Linked DNA regions of Homo sapiens: region 2 is linked to region 1. A link is an interaction called in ENCODE POLR2A ChIA-PET data of the cell type or tissue named here. Cell type or tissue: A673. All regions are shown on one strand. Each heading gives the region's core, and the rest is flanking DNA. Links, peaks and the distances in the headings are about the cores only.

Region 1 (7,386 bases), core at 1,639-6,638:
TCTCTTATATTTATTTATTTTTTTATTTGAGACAGGGTCTTGCTGTGTCAGCCAGGCTGAGTGCAGTGGTGCAATCTCGGCTCACTGCAACCTCTGCCTCCAGGGTTCAAGTGATTGTCATGCCTCACACTCCCCAGTAGCTGGGATTACAGGTGTGCAGCACCATTCCCGGCTAATTTTTGTACTTTTAGTAAAGACAGGGTTTCACCTTGTTGGCCAGGCTTGACTCAAACTCCTGGCCTTAAGTGATCTGCCTGCCTCTGTCTCCCAGAGTGCTGGAATTACAGGTGTGAGCCACCACACCCAGCTGGCTTTCTCTTTTAGAGACATTTTGATAAGGGTGTGAGCTAGTTGCTTATATATCCTGGTACAGGCTGTCCTTTTCCTGGTTAATAGCTAAAGAAGGCATTGCTGTAGTCCCCTAGCCCTGACCCTAAGTAGTCTCATAGGTTTAGAAACTCTAGAATTATCAGATAGCATACAGTAAGCACCACTGATGTCTAGTATCTTCATAATGTTTGATTGCTTCCAATTTTATTTTTATTATTTTTGTTATTTATTTATTTATTATTTATTTTCGAGATGGAGTCTCGCTCTGTCATCGAGGCTGGAGTGCAGTGGCGTGATCTCGGCTCACTGCAAGCTCCGCCTCCCAGGTTCACGCCATTCTCCTGCCTCAGCCTCCCGAGCAGCTGGGACTACAGGCGCCCACCACCACGCCTGGCTAATTTTTTGTATTTTTAGTAGATAGGGGGTTTCACCGTGTTCACCAGGATGGTCTCGATCTCCTGACCTCGTGATCTGCCCACCTCGGCCTCCCAAAGTGCTGGGATTACAGGTGTGAGCCACTGCACCCAGACTATTTTTATTTTTTATTTATTTATTTTTTTTGAGATGGAGTCTCACTCTGTCGCCAGGCTGGAGTGCAGTGGCACGATCTCAGCTCACTGCAACCTCTGCCTCCTGGGTTGAAGTGATTCTCCTGCCGCAGCCTCCCGAGTAGCTGGGACTACAGTCGAGCGCCACCATGCCCAGCTAATTTTTTTGTATTTTTAGTAGAGACGGAGTTTCACTATGTTGGTCAGGATGGTCTCGATCTCCTGACCTCGTGATCTGCCTGCCTCGGTCTCCCAAATTGCTGGAATTACAGGTGTGAGCCACCATGCCTGGCCCTTCTTATTTTTATTTTTTTGAGTTGTGGTCTTGCTCTGTTGCCCAGGCTGGAGTGCAGTGGCATGATCACAGCTCATTGCAGCCTTGACCTCTCAGGCTCAAGTGATTCTCCCACCTCAGCCTCCAGAATAGCTGGGACTACAGGCACACACCACCATGCCCAGCTAATTTTTAATTTTTTTCCAGAGAATAGGTTCTTGCCATGTTGCCCAGGCTAGTCTTGAACTCCTAGACTCAGGTGATCCTCCCAACTTGGCCTCGAAGATTTCGAGATTATAGGTATGAGCCCCTCTGCCTGGTCGATTTTTAGTAAATTTATAGCATTGTACAACTATTACCATAATCTGATGTTAGAAATTTTTTTTTTTTTTTTGAGATGGAGTCTCCCTCTGTTGCCCAGGCTGGAGTGCAGTGGCACCACCTCGGCTCACTGCAACCTTGCCTCCCGGGTTCAAGCAGTTCTCCTGCCTCAGCCTCCCAAATAGCTGGGACTACAGGCGCATGCCACCACGCCCAGCCAATTTTTGTATTTTTATATGATCCTGACCTCAAGATCCATCCATCTCGGCCTCCCAAAGTGCTGGGTATACAGGCGTGAGCCACGGCGCCCAGCCCTTCTTACTTTTAATTTAGATTGTTTTTGTTTTTGTTTTGGGTTTTTTTTAGACAGTCTTGCTCTGTTGCCCAGGCTGGAGTGAGTGGCACAATCTTGGCTCACTGCAACCTCCGCCTCCCTGGTTCAAGTGATTCTCATGCCTCAGCCTCCTGCCTAGCTGGGATTATAAGTGCATGCCACTGTGTCTAGCTAATTTTTATATTTTTTGTAGAGACAGGGTTTTGCCACGTTGGCCAGGCTGGTCTGAAACTCCTGGCCTTAGGTGATACGCCCACCTCAGCCTTTCAAAGTGCTGAGATTACAGGCGTGAGCCACTGTATCTGGCCAGAAATTTTTTAATTGTCAGTTTATTCTGCCTCCCCACTAAACAACAAACTCCATAAATGTTCATTGAATGAATGATAATATACTTTATTTTTTTTTAGCAGATTCTTAGAGCTGCATTGTTTTGCCATAAAAATAAGATTTATTTCATGTCCTTGGTTCTGTCTTAAGAATTTTCTTAGCTAGACTGAACAAGCCCTAGAGAAGCCAGGTTACTTGGAGAATTGCCCTTCATTTGCTGTTTTGACTACACCTTAGACATAGATACATGTTCATCTTCCGTTTCTTTGCATTCACCTGAACCCATGTTGAATTTTTTTTTTCCAATTTTTTTTAATTAGGCCAGGCATGGTTGCTCATGCCTATAATCCCAGCACTTTCGGAGGCTGAGGCAGGCGGATCACTTGAGGTCAGGAGTTCTACTAAAAAATTAAAAAATTAGCTGGATGTGGTCTCATACACCTGTAATCCCAGCTACTCGGGAGTCTGAGGCAAGAGAATCACTTGAACCCAGGAGGCGGAGATTGCAGTGAGCCAAAATCACACCACTGCACTCCAGCCTGGGTGACAGAGCGAGACTCTGTCTCAAGAAAAAAAAAAATAATAATATATATAAAATTGAGATAAACATTTATGTACAGTGAAATGTATACATCTTAAATTGACTATTAGATGAGTTTTGGTAAATGTATTTACAGGTATAATGACCACAGCAATGAAGATATGGAAATATGTTGTTAATTTCCCAATGTTTAGGGACATTTCTAGATAATCTTAATTGTTACTGGCTTCTAATTTAATTCTGTTATAGTCAGAGAATACACTCTGTAATATTTCAGTCATTTGTAATTTATTGAGACAAGTTTTATGGCCTATCATATGGTCTATCTTATTGAATGTTCTTATATGTACTGGAAAAAGAATTTTTTTTACAGTTATCAGGTATACTAGTTAACATGTTTGACAGCATTCTCAAACCTTATATAGCCTGGCTGGGCACAGCGGCTCATGCCCATAATCCCAGCACTTCAGGAGGTGGATGTGGGAGGATCACTTGAGGCCAGGAGTTCAAAACCATCCTGGTCAACATAGTGAAACCCTGTCTCTACAAAAGTAGAAAAATTTTTTTGAAAATTAGCTGAGCATGGTGGCATGCACCTGTAGTTCCAGCTACTCAGGAGACTGAGGCAGAGGATTGCTTGAGCCCAGGAGTTCAAGGCTGCAGTGAGGCATGATTGCGCCACTGCATTCCAGCCTAAGCAACAGAACAAGACTGTCTCAATAAACAAAAAAACACCTTATATATCCTTACTAGTTTTTTGTCCAGTTCTGTCGATAACTGAGAAGGGGATATTGAAACCTATAACAACAACGATGTATTGTTCGCTTTGCTGATTAGTTCTGTCAGCTGTTACTTCTTGTATTTTGAAGTTATGTTAGTAAGTGTATACATATTTAGGATCATTATGTCTTCATTATCTGTTGACTTTTTGTATGTAAAGAACTGTCCCTCGTGGGCTGTGTGTGGTTGCACAGGCCTGTATTCCCAGCGCTTTTGGGAGGCCAAGGCAAGGCAGGCTGATTTCTTGAGCCCAGCAATTGAGACCTGCTTGGGCAACATGACGAAACCCTGTCTCTACAAAAAAACACAGAAATTAACCCAGCGTGGTAGTCCCAACTACTTGGGAGGTTGAGCTGGGTGGATTGCTTGGCCCAGGGGGTCGAGGCAGCAGTGAGCTGAGATCACACCACTGCACTCCAGCCTGAGCAATAGAGCAAGACCCTGTCTCAAAATAAAAAACAAAAAACACGAAAGAAAAAAGAAATGTCCCCATATCCAGAGTTAATCATTGCTGTATGTACAAGAGTGTTAGTCTTATACAAGCTGCTCTGCTATTACCAAAGCTAAAGTCTGCACTGAATTTATAGGGGTAAAAATTAAAATATCTGATAAAGGAAATAAAACTGATTATCGTGAAATAATCTCTGATCTCTTCTGAGTTCTTGCTATGTAGGTCAGTCACAATTCAGAAGTTGTGCTGGTATTCAGGACTTTCTGAGGTAAATTTCACAGTCTAGTCACTGTCTTGGAAAACATTGAGAATCACAGTCTTACATGCCTGTTATTACCGTTGTGTGTTTTCTCAGCTGTGTATGTTTGTAAGCAGAACTATTTTTGATTTTTGATTGTACTCATTTTATTTGACAAAATCATGCCTTTTTACCAGAAGATACACAGAAGTCTTTCTGTATATAAGGTATATATTTATCAGTACTATAGGTACCATGTAGTTCTACTTTTCCATATACAGAGTTGTTTCCTAGCTTTCTGCTAATCTAACTGGATTCCTCTTCCCCATTTCCTCATTTACTAGATTATAATGCACATCACATAATAAAAGCTTAAAAATGGGCTTTCACAGTTACTGTTTTCTTTTTAAATAATTGTGAGAGAGCTTTTACATCATTTATTATCTAATCATGATTCAAGTGACTAGGCTGTAGCACCCAAGAACCTTGCCTTAAAACAGTTTATTTTACCCAATAATACTACTTTGCCTTCTTACTTAAAAATGTCCTGTGCTTAACCCTTTTGCTCTTTATTTTGATTTAAGCACTTGACCCTAAAGTCCTGCTTCTGTCTTACAGAAGATTGTTGTCATTTAAAAAATAAAACAATCAGTACTAGAACTAGCATAAATAGTAATATCTAACATGATCATTTGTATTATATAGCATATTTAAGTAAAATGTGTTTCATTCCATTCAGTATTTCATAAAAAGACAGCCTCTGAAAAATAGTTTTACTCCTTAGATTTCTCATCCACTACCCTCCTCCCCCCCCCCCCCCCACACACACACTTTTTTTTTTTTTTTTGAGACAGGGTCTTGCTCTGTCACCCAGGCTGGAGTATAGTGGTATGAACACGGCTCACTGCAGCCTTGAACTGCTGGGCTCAAGCAATCCTCCTGCCTCATCAGCCTTCTAAGTAGCTAGGACTACAGGCCCCCACTATCATACCCAGCTAATTATTTATTTTTCCTAGAGATGGGTCTTGCTATATTGCCCAGGCCTCAAGTGATCCACCAGCCTTGGCCTCCCAAAGTGTTGGAATTACAGGTGTGAGCCATGGTGCCTGGCCCAAATTCTTTTTTTCTAATGCATAAGTATTACTTTGTTTTTGAAAGTGGTATGGTGTTTAAATTGCTGAAGAAATGATAATGATAAGGTGATTACTTTAGCCTTCACCTGGCTTTTCATCTGGGAATTAGTACATTCTTTTAGTGAAGCAATAAGTGTGTGGTGTCACCTTATTATATATTTTGTAGTACTGAAAAATGGAAAAAGAAAAGAAAAACTCCTTGATCTTCAACTTCTAAAATCATTAGTACTTATCATAAAAAGAAGATTTGTTTGAAAGAGAGAAGACTTTATGAGAAACTAGTGATAGCTGATGGGCATCAGCTCTAACAGGTCAATGAAAGCTTGTGTACATACTAACCATGGAGTTGCAATGTTATATGTATGGGAAAATTATTTTATATTGGCTGAAATAGTATATGTACCTTATGCATTGGTGGTGATCATATCTTTTCCTCATCACTATATCTCCCATGTCTACCACAGTTGGCTTATAGCAGGTGTTAATCTTGGGCTTTTGTCATGTACCTAAATCCATAGGTATCAAGTGTGGCACGCTAGACCACTGTAGGTACTTTGGAAAATAAAAAGTTATGTAAAATGTGGTTCCTAACTTCAAGAAACTTATGATATTGTTGGGAAGAAGAGTCACATTCTCATGAAGACTGTGCAGTAAAGAATGGGTCATACATGATAAATTCCTAGCAAATGCTACAGACAGTAAGATACATCGTAATTATTGAGAAGCAAGGCCAGGCGCAGTGGCTCACACCTCTGAGCCTGAGTTGGGAGGCTTGCTTGAAAGCCAGGTGTTTGAGACCAGCCTTGGCAAAAAAGGGAAAACTTGTCTCTACAGAATAATGAAAAATAAATAAAAATTTAAAAATTACCTAGCTCTGGTTGAGTGTCTGTAGTCCCAGCTATTCAGGAGCCTGAGAGAGCCTGAGATGGGACCGTCACTTGACCCCAGGAGTTGGAGGTTGCAGTGAGCTATTAGCACGCCACTGCACTCCAGCCTGGATGACAGAGCAAGACCCTTGATTCAAAAAAATTAAAAAGGAGAGAAGCAAAACGAATGCTGGCACAAAGAGGTTTATTGACTAATTGAATGATATCACATATAGTTAGAATGGTTGAGGAATGCTTTGTTTAAAAAACAGCATTATCGGCCTGGCGCAGTGGCTCAAACATGTAATCCCAGCACCTTGGGAGGCCAAGGTGGGTGAATCACCGGAGGTCAGGAGTTCGAGACCAGCCTGACCAACATGGTGAAACTCTGTCTCTACTAAAAATACAAAAAATTAGCTGGGTGTGGTGGCGGGCGCCTGTAATCCCAGCTACTGGGAAGGCTGAGGCAGGAGAATCACTTGAACCTGGGAGGCGGAGGTTGGAGTGACCTGAGATTGTGCCATTGCATTACAGCCTGGGCGACAGAGCAAGACTCCATCTCAAAAAAAAAAAAAAAAAAAATCGCAAAAAAAGTATCTGAGCTGAACTGAGTGTACTTGATTTGGATAGGTAACTGGGGATGCTTCTAGGAAGAAGAAAAATTAACATATGTATGATACAAGACTACCTAGCACACATAGTGTAAATACTATGCCATGAACGTTCACTTAAAATCTTTCATATTGCCTTCCTAGCAAGCACTTTATATACAATATCTAGGTGCTTAGATACTTGTCGAATACAAGAAGGAATCTATGTAACAATCCTACGAGTCAACTGCTATTGTTGGTCTGATTTTAGAGAGAAAATCTGAAGCGTAGAAATTATATAACTTTCCTAGAATTGCCTAAATACTATCTGCTAGATCCATTTAATGTACCAAGTGTTTAACTTAATTCTCACAATATCCCTATGAAGTAGATAAGTATATTCATTTCACTGATATGAAACCAAAGTTTTAGAGGCCAAGTAACTTGCTTAAGATTATAACTTAAACTGCAATGTGAGCCCAGGTCTATTTAGTTCCAAAATCTGAGATCTTAAGCCTTATATTCTGCCTCTCTCAAATTTAACCTCACCCCAATTTATCCTTTTGTGTTTCATATCCTTAACACAGTAGGACTTTATTTTTTATTTTTATTTATTTATTTTTTTGAGAGTCTCACTCTGTCACCCAGGCTGG
Region 2 (7,386 bases), core at 1,043-6,042, 390 kb after region 1:
CCCCAGAATGCCCCAGAGACCCTGGGAGCTGAGAATTAGAGGGAGGACATCATGGGGGGAATCAACTCCCATGGGGAGACATCAGCTCCAATAGGCTCCTGCTTCCCAGGGGACCCAGGGCCCCCATTTCAGGGCTTGCCAGCAAGGCGCCAGGCTGCCTGGGCACATTTCCCAGTAAGTACGCCAGGGCTTCAAGCCTTTCTGGGAAACATTGGCTCCCCCTTCCCCCACCCTGCTACCGCCATCCCTGCCAACTCTGCTTAGTGGGAACTCTGTGGGACCAATGTACGGTCTGGGAGTCAGGACACTGGGAGCCAAATCCCATACTCAAGCTTTGGGGCCTTGGGCAGACCCTGCCCACTCTGAGCCTGCTTCTTTATTGGACTATTGGAGCCATGGCAATGCCCACGTAGCTGGAGGATCAGATGGGAGGGATGGGGCTACCTTGGGGGGTAGGGGGAGGCATGAGCTCCCTGTCCCAGGAGACATGCACGCTGGAGCTAAATGGGTGTCATGGTGGCTGCAGAGGAGACACCAGTGGGATATGGCCCTGTCACCTGCCTCACTGGGACCCTGTGGCGGCTCCACTCTCCTAGCCTTTCAGCCAAGCCAATGTGGGTCTGCAGGGGGTGGCCAGTGTAGCGCAAAGCCCAGTCCACCCTGGGGACTTTTCAAACTCCACCTCCCCACCCTAAGTGACCCCTCACACACTGCCCAGCCATGTGAGAAGTTGTAGCTCTGTGTTCACCTTGAACATTGGGGTCCAGGCCCTTGAGGAGCCCCTGGGGCTGCAGCAGAAACCCACCACTCCACCATCTCTGCCTGGGCCCAAGCCACCATCATCTCTTGTCCAGATTATTCCAGCAGCCTTCTGACTGGCCTCACAGCCTCCACCTGGCCCCTTGCAATCTATCCACATGGAGCAGCCAGAGCAGACCTGTGAATGCTTAAGTCAGACCAGGCCACTATTCCACTCAGAACCTTCCAACAGCACCTGCCCCATCTCACTTTGAGTATGTGCTGAAGTCCTCCTATTGGCCTACATGATCTTCCTCACCCTAACCCACCTCTGATCTTCTACTTCTCTGCTCCATCCATACAGTTCTCTTGACTGTTTCTCAACCACCTCAGTGCCTTTGCATCTGCTGTTCCTCTCTGCCCAGAATGCTGTTTCCCTCAGCCACCTGACCTGCTCCCTCACTTCCTCCAGGCTTCTGCTCAAATGTCACCTCCTCAGACAGGCATTCCTGATCTCTTGATCTAAAGTACCCCACCCTGTCATTCTCTACTCCCTTATCCTGCTTTATTTTTTTCTCGGACCCTACCACTCCCTGACACAGAATATCTCCATTTACAGACAGGCCTCCTCCCTAGTCTGGAAGCTCCACAAGGACAGGCTTTTGTTTTGTTTGCTGCTGTATTCCCAGGCCTAGAAGGCCTGACATGTCTTATTGCTCAGACAGTATTTGTTTAATGGATGAATGCATTACCCTATCAAAGGCCACCTGAGTCTCTGAAACAAACTTTTACTGCACACAACCTGCCATATTTCTTTCCATCTCCTAGCCTCTGCTCATGCTGTGCCCTCTTCATAGAGCCTCTCCCTCTTGCTCAGTGTTCAAGCTCAAGCTTAGGCAGAGCCTCTTCTAGGAAGTCCCTCGGCCAGTTTCCAGGCTAGTCCCTCAACATCCTAAGCCCCTTCGAGTTGGCTTCTAGATCCTACACTCTGTGTGCCTCGGCTCCCAGGAAGCCTGGGGGTGCCTCCACCCTGCTTTGGGGCAGCAATGTGTAGCCTGAAAGATCACAGATGGGAGGGTGGGAGGGAAGCAGGAGGGGTAAGTCCCTACACGGGGAGAGGGGGCTGGGGACAGGATTAGCAGCAGCCTCTCCGCCTCCCAAACCCAGCTGGTCCCAGAAACGTGGGGCTGGAAAATGTCAGACTCAACTCTAGTCCATCCCCCAACCCTTCCTCGCTGGGGAGGACTCATTCCTGGACAGTGTTCCCCCCAAGAGCCCAGGCCCTTAGGAAGGAGTTGGGAGGAGATGTGAGGAATAAACAGAGGAAAGGGGCTGCCCTTCTGCCTGTCCTCCCTCATCTCACCCCCTCCTGCTGGGTGACAAGACATTTAATTATAGATATTTGGTACCGCTCAGAATTCCAAGTGTCCTAATCACCTCCTCCTTTCCCCCCAGAACCAGTTTCCATGGAAAAATCACACAAAGAGCCAAGGAGGGGAAGGAGAGAACCTCCACCCCCGCAGGTTCCCCGCCAAAAGGGGAGAAAGAAGGGTGACTAGAAGAGCTGTTGCCAGACCTTCATCAGCAAGGCAGGGAGCTGGCTGGGTAGGGAGGGGGTCTGAGTGGAGAGGAACAAGGCCAGGGTCCTGGTGCATGGGCCTGGTTCTGCCCGCCCTTGCTGTGTGACCTTAGACCTAGCATTCTCCCTTTCTGGGTCTCAAAGTTCTTCCCATCCCAACCCCAGGCCCTGGTGAATTAAATAACCACTATGAAAGTGTTCAGGCTGTTGGGGATGTGGAGGTGACACTCCCAACTGTCTGCTGACTTGTCCCCGCTACTCAGATGGCAGGCCAATCTCCTTGGGACCCCTCACCTCTAAGACACTGATATGCTAGGATTCAGGGTGAATCCAACAGTCTTCGACTCTAAGTCTGCACTGTAAGATATCCACAGCTTTCACAGTTGAAGAATGAAACAGATAGTGTCTGGCACATAGCAAGCACTTGATAAATGTTCGTCATTGTTACTGCTATTTCAGTATGTTAAAATTTCGTGAGTTCATCTGCCTATGATGCTGAGAGACAAGTCACCCCCTGCTGTGGGCTACAGTTGTGGCATGTGTCAAACGGGTATCAGGGACCTGAGGGCAGAAGGTGGGACTGCAAGACTCTGCACTTTGAGGCTGGGGCGGGGGAAGCTCTCCCTCACAGGAAGAGTTGTTGACCAACCAGGCTACAGTGGGCCTCAGTGGAGGTAACAAGAGTGTGGGAGGGGCGGGGCAGGGAGGCCTGACAGCTCTGCCTCCTCACCTCCCGGCACACAGACAGGCATTCCTGGAATAAATGACCCATGAGCTACTGTTACTCCCTGTTCTCCTGGGTTCATGCAGCTATTGCAGACAGCTGCCTTTCTCTCCCCTCCAGCCACACCGCTGGCTCCTCCCATTTCACTTGACACCCCCTGCAGGCTGACTCCCTCCTTCTGAGCCTCACAGACCAGGCAGTCTAACCTCCCACTGTACAGATGGGAAAACTGAGAGACAAAGATGACTCTGTCCAGGTCTGAGTGAGTCAAAGGCTGAGCCAGGCCTGGCCCCAGGCCTCCCACTTCCCGGCAATGGGGGCAACACCACACAGAGCACGAATGTGGACCTGAGGGTGAAGGACTCCCTACAGCCTGGGGGGCGGGGGGCATCCCCTTAGTCCCCAGGGACTGCCAGAAGCAAAGAATGACAGCTCCTCTCGTCTCTGCTTATTCTGGAGTCCATACCACGCCATCTCCACCCACGGCCCAGGGAGCATGACTGGAGCCTCAGGCTTGAAACAAGGGAACATTGTCTCCTCAACAGAGGCCACCAGGAGGGGGTGGACAGCTGCTCCCCATATTCTGGGAGCCAGAAGGAAGGGGACAGCAGGAGGGGTTCAAGCTAGCAGATGGGAGAACTTCCAGGCTTTATGAGGGTGTGGGAAATTGGAGGATGATGGATGTTCTCAGAGGCTACTGCAGTCCACCAGGTTATACTGAGGCCCCCGAGGACCCAGCCCTGTGTTCACAAGCCAAGCCTGGTGGCTGAGAAGCAGCTGGGCAGTGCAGCCTCCATTTTTCTTCTTTCCTGCTACCAGAGAGGAAATGATCACACCACCCATTCACCACAAGAGACAGCCTGCCAGGCAGAGGCCATTACCCCCATTTTATGGAAGGGGGAAGTGAGGCACAGAGCAGGGATATGATGGATCCTAGGCCACACAGGGATCAGAAGAGCAAGGCTCACACCCTGCTCTTCTAATGACAGACTCACCAGTTACCTCCCCCTAAGGGGACATCAAGCTGGGCCTGGAAAAGTGAGAGGCCTGGAGTGGGCAAAAGCTTGGAGATCAGAGAAGGCCTCTGTTCGTGGCAGGGAGAAGCCCATGTTATGGCAGATCTGTCCCGCCTCAGAGCTCCAGAAAGGGGTGGGGGGTAGAGGAGAATGTGAAGGGAGGTGGGGCAGGAGAAGTTCTGTAAACTCCCACCTCCTCTCTGGGTCTCAAAGCCTTCTCTTAGAAGCACCCCCAACCCACCTTCAGTCTCCCTGAGTCCCTTGGTTTACTCCTGTCCTCTCCCCCATTTGAGCCTTCAAGGCTCCCAGAAAAGATATATGGGAAAGGAGGCTGGGGAGGAGACCCCTGACAAGAACTGGACCTGCTGTCTTCCTCCCCTCCCCCACCTTCAGAACTGGCACTGGAGTTCAGGGGCACCGGAGCTGCCCTCACTGGGACTCAGAAGGAAGGACAGGTTCAAAACGCCCCGCTCCCCACTCCCTGCCTGCTCTCTCTGCAGCCTCCATGAGAAACCCCAGAGCCAGGACCAGGGGTAACTGGAGACAAGGAGAGAGAAACAAAGAGAAAGGGAGTTCAGAGGGGCCATGAGAGTGCTGGGAAAGGGAGTGACTGAATCAGTCCAGGGTTTATAATTTCCAGGCTTCTCACACAGTCAGGGAGCGCAGTGGGAGCGCAGGCCACAGTTGAAGTAACCACTGGCCATCGCTGAGCTCAGCTCAGAATCCACAGCCTGGAATCTAGCTCCCAACCCAGATGCCAGGGCATATGCCATCTGGATCCCATCTGAATCCACAGCCTAAACTCCAGGGATAGCTGAAGCCAGAAGGTAGAAGGAGGGGTCTCAGGGAGAGTGAGCCCCCAGGGCTGGGGGTCTGGCAGAAACGGGGTGCATCTCAGAGTCACCAAGAAGGGGGTAGAGTGGGGAAAAGATGCAAGCAGACAGGATGGGGGAACAAGAACCGACCCCCCAGACCCATAGAGGCAGCCCTGAATATGGGGCCCAGAACCACTCCTGACCTCTCTAAAGGGCCCTGGCTGCCCAGCCTCTGCAGCCCCCTCCCTGCCTCTATCCTCCCCTAGAAGCCCCCATCTAGAAGCTTTTTTCATCTGAGGAGGCTCTGGCAGAACTCAGGCCCCAAGAGTCCCCAACTCAAAACCGCAGGCTCCCCCAAATCTGCACAGTACCAGCTGGATGGAAACATAGGCACTAGTTTGTCCACCTATCTCCCCTGATTGGGGAGATTAAGTCACAGAGAAAGGCCAATGTCACACAGCAAGAACAGAACTGCAGTTAGAACCCTGAGCCCCCTCTGCTCCTCCATAAAGTAAAGCCTTGTACCTCCCCAATTCTCCCAGGCCCAGGAACACATCTATATTCTGACCTGTCACAGGAAAGCCACACGAAGAAGGGCAAACCCATGTCAACTGTGGCCCCTGAGCCAAACATCCTATCAAGGGTCTGGCCAACAGAGTAGCAAGCCTCAGAGAAAGGACTGAGCCTGCGCTGGGTGCCATCACACTCATCCCTCCAACAAAGAACCACACAGGGATTTCCAAAACCAGTCCCTGAGAAACATCCAAAGGACAAGATAAGAATCCTTTGTAATTACCACCCAGAACACCTGGAGCAGACAAGACCCTTTGCCATTAGCACCAGCAGAAAACTGAAGCTTCTACAGGGCCTGAGTAGACAGGAGCCCTGTGTCATTAACAACTCTTAAAACTGCACAGGCACTTCCAGGACCAGAAAAGCACCCTTGGCACCTGGGCACCTGACCAGTGAATACAATGCAAAAGGCTCCAACCGAAGTCGGTGCCCATGGCCCTTCTTTGGCCCCAATCTGAAGGCCCCTACAAAGGACTCACCACCTGTGGCTTGCTGCAGCACTTGCTGGCAGGGGTAGGCTCATCTGCAGGCCGAGCTGCCTCAGGGGGCTTGGCCTCAGCAGAGGGCGGTGCAGCCAGAGGCAAGCAGGGCATGTCCACTGGCACTGGGGCAGGGACCTCACCGGAGTGCAGGTTCAGCATGTACTGCTTGGTGACGTCCTCGAGCGATGGTGCCTGCAACGTGGGATGGGCTCGGGTAGGGAAGCCTATGGGTTCTGGCACAGCCACAGGGGGACCAACAGAAGTTGGTGGCTCAGGCACCACAATAGGCATAAATGTGGCGGGCACACTGGCATGGCGAACGTGTCTGGAGGAGGGCCGGGCCCGAGACAGGCTGCCAGTCTGGTCCTGACTGCCCTCGTCTCTCCGAAGCTCCTGGTGACTACTCCGAGCTGGGCGCTTCTTGGAGCCTCGGCGGATTAGCCTCGGGGACAGAATGTCAGCCAGCTTGGGGTCAAGGTGAAAGTTTCGGTGGGCAGTGGCAGGGGGAGGCAGAGCCTCAGGTAGGGCCCTTTCAGACTGTGCCCGGCTCCTGGTGGCACCAGGTTCTTCTGGCTCTGCCCGCTGCTCTACAAGGATGGGCTCGCTGCTGGATGGAGGCAGCATGGGCTCAACTTCTCGGATGGGCTCCCCTCCAGGGCCCTCGAATCCAGGCCCAGCCAGCTCCCCACGGCGGCTGGGGTCACTCAGGGATTTCTTCTTGGGGGCTTTGCCAGCAATCCTGTCGTCCACCACACGCCCCAGGGTGCCAGGCCCCTGAACTATGCTCTGAATAACCTCCTGATATCCCTTGCTCTCTTCACTGCCCACAGACCAGTCACTGTGACCACTGGTCAAGCCCTCATCCATGGCTGAGGTGGCAGGGAGCCCTGTCTTGGGGCTCAGTGAGCCCAGGAGGTTGCTGTCCACAGAGAACCCAGTAGGCTCTTCAGAGGTGGCAGCCCGGTGGCGCTGAGGAATTGGGTCACTCAGGGACCTGTAGGCCTCCCCTGCCTCCCCATTGCTCAATTCGCTCCCACCAGAACCTGAAGGTGGGACTTTGCGTCGTCGGCGGAGGGCACCTGGTGTGGGAGGGGTCTCAGGCGACACCAGGGCCCACCCGCCCAGACTGTCCTCAGTCCCAGGGCCATGGTGGTTCGTCTGGGCCGAGGATGAGGAAAGAGGTCGCCACATCCCTGTGGTACCCAGGCCGCAAAATGCTGCAACAGGAGGCTCAGGGTCTGCCCCAATGCCTTCATCTGTCAGACTGGACTCAGGGCCTGAGAGCTCCTCCTGGGACCGCTGCCCTCGGGTCACATCCCCTGCCCAGTCAGGGCTTCCAGGGGGGGCATCGCTTCCATCATCTTGTTGGGCACCCATGCGCTGGATCTTCTCAAAAACCTGGCGGGCCTCCTGCACATATTGGTCCTGGACGATGAGGGGCAGCGGATCCTCCTCGGCA

What was found. Peaks named below come from ENCODE experiments on the same cell type or tissue, not always from the same donor. Only the 100,000 strongest peaks of a DNase experiment are listed, where the experiment ranks them.
Region 2: POLR2A ChIA-PET joins it to region 1 with 21 read pairs; 2 of 35 experiments call an interaction of 5 or more read pairs at or near these places.

Annotation. Positions count from the first base shown.
Region 1 is chr11:73,698,189-73,705,574 of GRCh38, reverse strand. All of the region lies in intron 6 of RAB6A (RAB6A, member RAS oncogene family), which reads left to right. Among named protein-coding and RNA genes, the nearest start is that of PLEKHB1, 55 kb to the right of the region's middle. In A673, for the core only: no CTCF peak of the experiment used is centred there; no DNase peak of the experiment used is centred there.
Region 2 is chr11:73,310,369-73,317,754 of GRCh38, reverse strand. ARHGEF17 (Rho guanine nucleotide exchange factor 17) reads right to left here. Exons shown (of 21, transcript NM_014786.4): 1 at 5,925-7,386. Among named protein-coding and RNA genes, the nearest start is that of ARHGEF17-AS1, 4.7 kb to the right of the region's middle. RefSeq lists an enhancer at 3,226-3,405. In A673, for the core only: no CTCF peak of the experiment used is centred there; a DNase peak (open chromatin) is centred at 3,174; H3K4me3 peaks cover 496 bases; H3K27ac peaks cover 4,737 bases.